2 separate regions of the Homo sapiens genome follow, and region 2 is linked to region 1. A link is an interaction called in ENCODE POLR2A ChIA-PET data of the cell type or tissue named here. Cell type or tissue: MCF 10A. All regions are shown on one strand. Region 1 overlaps ANKFY1 (ankyrin repeat and FYVE domain containing 1). Region 2 has its middle 18 kb from the start of CYB5D2.

What was found. ChIA-PET counts read pairs that join two places held together with the same protein. Peaks named below come from ENCODE experiments on the same cell type or tissue, not always from the same donor. Only the 100,000 strongest peaks of a DNase experiment are listed, where the experiment ranks them.
Region 2: POLR2A ChIA-PET joins it to region 1 with 6 read pairs; 1 of 35 experiments calls an interaction of 5 or more read pairs at or near these places.

What each region holds. Positions count from the first base shown.
Region 1 is chr17:4,229,121-4,231,620 of GRCh38, reverse strand. All of the region lies in intron 3 of ANKFY1 (ankyrin repeat and FYVE domain containing 1), which reads left to right. Among named protein-coding and RNA genes, the nearest start is that of ANKFY1, 34 kb to the left of the region's middle. In MCF 10A, no CTCF peak of the experiment used is centred here; a DNase peak (open chromatin) is centred at 1,300.
Region 2 is chr17:4,160,301-4,162,800 of GRCh38, reverse strand. No RefSeq gene overlaps it. Among named protein-coding and RNA genes, the nearest start is that of CYB5D2, 18 kb to the right of the region's middle. In MCF 10A, a CTCF peak has its summit at 1,563; DNase peaks (open chromatin) are centred at 1,010 and 1,350.

The DNA of each region.
Region 1 (2,500 bases):
CAGGCATTATATACACTTTAAAGGTGTTTGGATATATGAATCATACCTTGTTCAAAAAAGTGAAATGTTTGTACCTGATATGATCCACTGATGAAGGCACAATCACTTCTGTAGGATTCTTTTTTTGTTTTTGAGATAGGGTCTCACTGTGTCGCCCAGGCTGGAATGCAGTGACACTATCGCGGCTCACTGAAGCCTTGAACTCCTGGGCTCAAGAGATCCTCCCACCTCAGCCTCTCAAGTAGCTGGGAGTACAGGTGTTCACCACCATCCCTGGCTAATTGTTTAATAGAGATGGGCTCTTGCTGTGTTGCCAAGGCTGGTCTCAAACTCCTGGGCTCAGATGATCCTCCTGCCTTGGCTACCCAAAGTGTTGGAATTTCAGGCATGAGCCACTCTGCCTGGCTCTTGTATAGGATTTTTGCCATTAATGCATAACCTCAATCTACTCATGAGAAAACATCAGACCCAAATTGAGGGACATTTCTCAAAATAATCAGCCAGAGTGTTTCTCAAACATGTCAAGGTTATGAAAAACAAGAATGGTTTAGGAAGTATTACAGATTGGGTGAGACTAACACTGAATGCAGTGTAGAATCCTCAGTTGGATTCTGGCCATAAAAAGGGTATTACTGGTAAAATTGGCAAAATAGGGCCTATAATTAGTTAATGGTATTGGTATTGTATGTATTACGTAGTTACCTAATTTTGATCATTGTACTATGGTTATATAAGCTGTATTAATAATAGGGGAAGATGAGTAAAGGGCATATGGGGATGCTCTGCAGCTTTTCTCAAAGTATGAAAGTATCTGAAAATGTAAACAAAGTAGAAATTTGCTTTTTTATTTCTTACTAAGGTATCTTTAAATATATGAAGTGATATGTTAATTAGCTTATAACCATTTCATAGTGCATACATATATCAAAACATGTCATACATTAACTCTATATAATTTTTGTCTGTTAAACCCTAATAAAAAAGAATAAAAGATAAAAGTTTATAAAGATACTGATTGACCAAGTGGGAAGAGAAAGAATATGACTGTTAGCTCAGCAAAGCATAACAAATCTGAGTCCACAAGGAAAGTATTATATTTACTTCTTGGTGAAGTAAAGCAATTTGCTTCTAGCAAAATGATCTGTTTATGGCCTCTCTGTAGCACTTTACCAGTAGCAGCTGACACGATGAGAGGTTCCAATGGATTAGAATGGCTGTTTTGAAGCTAGAGTTTGTTGCATACTTTCTCAAGCAAAGATCTTACAGTTCCTTGGCATAAGGGCTCAGGGTATGAGTCATTCAGCTCTCCTGGAATGTGTCCTGGATAGTGTCAAGCCATTCCAAACAGCAGAAAACATCCTCCTTTATTCCTTTTCACTCTGGTTGGGAAAGCTATCCCCTGAAGCACCATCTGGAAAGCTTGCACTCTGCAGTGGAAAGGGCATAGTTTCCCAAACTGTGTACTCGGGGAGCTGTGTGCTATTTAAATTTTTAAGAGAAGCACAGCAATATTCAACATCTGTTGGCTACTGTGTGAACTACTAGGTTAAGGCTGTTCAGTTTCAGTATTAAATCATACTGTGTTCCTTCGATGACATCCACGGGAAGTTTAGAATATGCTCACAAAAAGGAGTAAAAAAGAATATGCTCACAAATTCTTTGCTATTTCTCCCTGCAAAGGTGGATTCAAATTCTCCTCTTCAGTATAGGCTGATTCACCTCTAATGAATGGAGTGTGGTAGAAGTGGCAGCATGTGACTTGAGAGATGGCTTCATCGAAGGCACTGTGGCTTCTTCCTAGCTCTCTCTTTTGGATTGCTCATTTTGGGGGAACGTTAGCGGCCATGTCATGAGGACACTCAAACAGCCTTGTGGCCTCCTGCCAGCAGCTGAGTCCCATGCCCAAAGATTCTCTCAGAGCTCAAAATAATCTATTTTATCTGCGGTTATATTCTTTACTTAATCCTCATACTGCTTTTGGGTTTTTCTCACCAATCTTTGGTTATGTTAAGTTTGTGTTTGTGTTGGCTTATTGCAGATTTGGTTTAGGTTCATTGTTCTTTTAATTTTTATTTATATTTAGCCAATTCAATAATTTCTTTTTATCTGTATTAAATCTTTCTTTGAAATTCCTTTGAATTATTTTTTCTTTTTGAGTTGAATTACTATCTTTTATCTCATTTTCTTTTTTTTTTTTGAGACAGAGCCTCACTCTGTCACCCAGGCTGGAGTGCAGTGGTGTGATCTCAGCTCACTGCAACCTCCACCTCCTGGGCTCAAGTGATTCTCCTGCTTCAGCCTCCTGAGTAGCTGGGATTACAGGTGCCCGCCACCACGCCTGGCTAATTTTTGTATTTTTAGTAGAGATGGGGTTTTGCCACGTTGGCCATGCCGGTCTTGAACTCCTGACCTCAGGTGATCCACCCACTGCGGCCCCCCAAAGTGCTGGGATCACAGGTGTGAGCCACCATGCCTGGCCTCATTTTCTAATAAGGTTAAG
Region 2 (2,500 bases), 69 kb after region 1:
TAACTGACAGGGTTGCCTGGAGGAAGGTGATCAGTAATGTGTCCTTCTCATCCAAGTACCCGGATTCTGGTGTGTGCACCGCAGGCTCTTCTGGCAGTATCTGCTGCCACCGGAAGAAATCTGGGGGCTCTGGCAGTAGGAAGTACTCTCAAGGCTAGGGTCCAGCCTAGGGTTGTTGCCCTTCTCTGAGGCACCCACAGACTTCTGAGCAGGCACAGTCCTAACCTCCCCATTGGGGCCAGCTTTCAGAGTACAGCTTTGCCTAGAGCAAAGTGAGTGTGGGGCGGGGCGGGGGTCACGCAGTGGCTCAGCTGTGACCAAAAAACGTCAGACTCTTCACTCTTAGATGTTTATAGAAAACTGTAATCTCAGAATGAAAAGGCAAATGTTGAAACTTCTTTCAAGATGACTTCTTTATTTTTGGGTTTTGTTTGTTTGTTTTGGGAGAGTCTCTCTCTGTCGCCCAGGCTGGAGTGCAGTGGTGTGATCTCGGCTCACTGCAGCCTCCACCTCCCCAGTAGCTAGGACTGCAGATGCGTACCACCACACCCAGCTAATTTTTGTATTTTAGTAGAGATGGGGTTTCACCATGTTGGCCGGGCTGGCCTCCATCGAACTCCTGGCTTCAAGAGATCCGCCCACCTTGGGCTCCCAAAGTGCTGGGATTATAAGCGCCCGGCCTCCTTCACAATGTTGGAGTGGAGTGCAGCTGCAAAGGCTTTGCCTTGACACTGTGCTCACTGGTGTGGCAGAGATCAGACTCGCATCACAAAGCCCAGCTCTGTCACCCGACGGTTGATGTAACTATTAGAAGAGGTGGGGAGATATTTATGCCCCTTTTCTGGGCCATAAAATGGGAACTTCTCAAGGCAGGCATAGAGATTAAATGAGAACAAGGCCTGGCCCAGCATAGTTGCCCAATATGTATGTTTTCTCCTTCCCTTCCTTCTGCCAGCAAGTCTAACTGCATGCTCAGCCTAAGCTGAGCTTATCTGTGGCTTCCATCAGGGCCTTGCCCTTCCTCCCCCATGGTTTTGCCCAGGGCCACCTGTACTGGAGAGGGAAAGGCCAGGCATTTCTCCAGTAATTACCAGCTTCTCATGGCTGAGCCCTTCAGGCCATTAAAATGACAACCTACTCTTGCTGAACCTAATTCTTTGCTGAATCCTTTGCCCTGACATGAGAGATGTGTTACCAGATTAAGTAGGAAGGTAAGTACCATAAGGTAAGTATCAAAAAGGAAATGAATTCTCAACTGAGCAAGGAACAGAGCAGGCTGCTGAAGCCAGCCAAGTCTGTCCTGGAGCCTGCACGCAGGGCTCTTGCATCAGTCAGAGATCAGGTACCCTCTAGGCACGGCCAGAGCCCGCAGCTGGCTGGAATGACTAATGCTCCTTTTTGTTTGTTTGTTTTTTGAAGGATCAGAACATCTTGGGACCTGGCCCTCACACTCTCCCTGCATTCCTACCGCAAGGACAGCCTCTGGCTGCTCTACTGGGTTTATTCCACCATACTATAAGCCCCCTGAGGTCGGAAGCCTTGCTTCCTCGACCACCCAACCCTAACGTGATGCCTGGCACATAGTAGGTTCTTGGTAAGTTATTTGCTGAATGACTAAGGAGGACTAAATCATGGGCAGTAACTAGTTTCCAGTTAGCATGGAGTTGGGGGCTGTTTCTGGTTAATAGAGAAGTCTCAGCACTGAGCTCAGGGACTGCCTAGAACTCAGAAGAAAATCCTAATTTCAGCTCTTCTTTCTGTCTGCTCCTGGTCCTGCCCCAGGGAGGGCAGAGACATACAGAAATATGGAGGAGTGAAAATGGCACCGAATCAGGCATCCAGAGCTTTGAGTTCTAGGCTCAGGTCCATGCTCAGTGACTTAAGTTCTATGTGCCTTTATTGCCTTATCTCCAAAAAGTGCGGTGGCTCACGCCTGTAATCCCAGCACTTTGGGAGGCCGAGGTGGGCAGATTGCTTGAGCCCAGGAGTTGGAGACCAGGCTGGGCAACAAGGTAAAACCCCATCTCTACAAAAATAAAAAACTAGCCGGGCATGCTGGTACGTGCCCATCATCCCAGCTACTCGGGAGGCTGAAGTGGCAGAATCTTTTTGAGCCCGGGAGGTCAAGGCTGCAGTGAGCTATGATCACGCCACTGCACTCCAGCCTGGGCAACAGAGTAAGACCCTGTCTCAAAAAAAGAAACAACTCTGCACGAACTTCCCACACGCTAGGTGCGGTGGATATAGGGGTACAGCGCTGAGTAAAGTGGATTATAGGGGCATGGTGCTGAGTCACGTGGATATAGGGGTGAGGAGCTGAGTCACATGGATATGGGGTAAGGCTCTGAGTCATGTAGATATAGGGGTACAGCGCTGAGTAATGTGGATTATAGGGGTACGGCACTGAGTAAAGTGGATTATAGGGGTACGGAGCTGAGTTGCGTGAATGTAGGGGTACAGCGCTGAGTTGTGGATATAGGGGCACAGAGCCGAGTCGTGG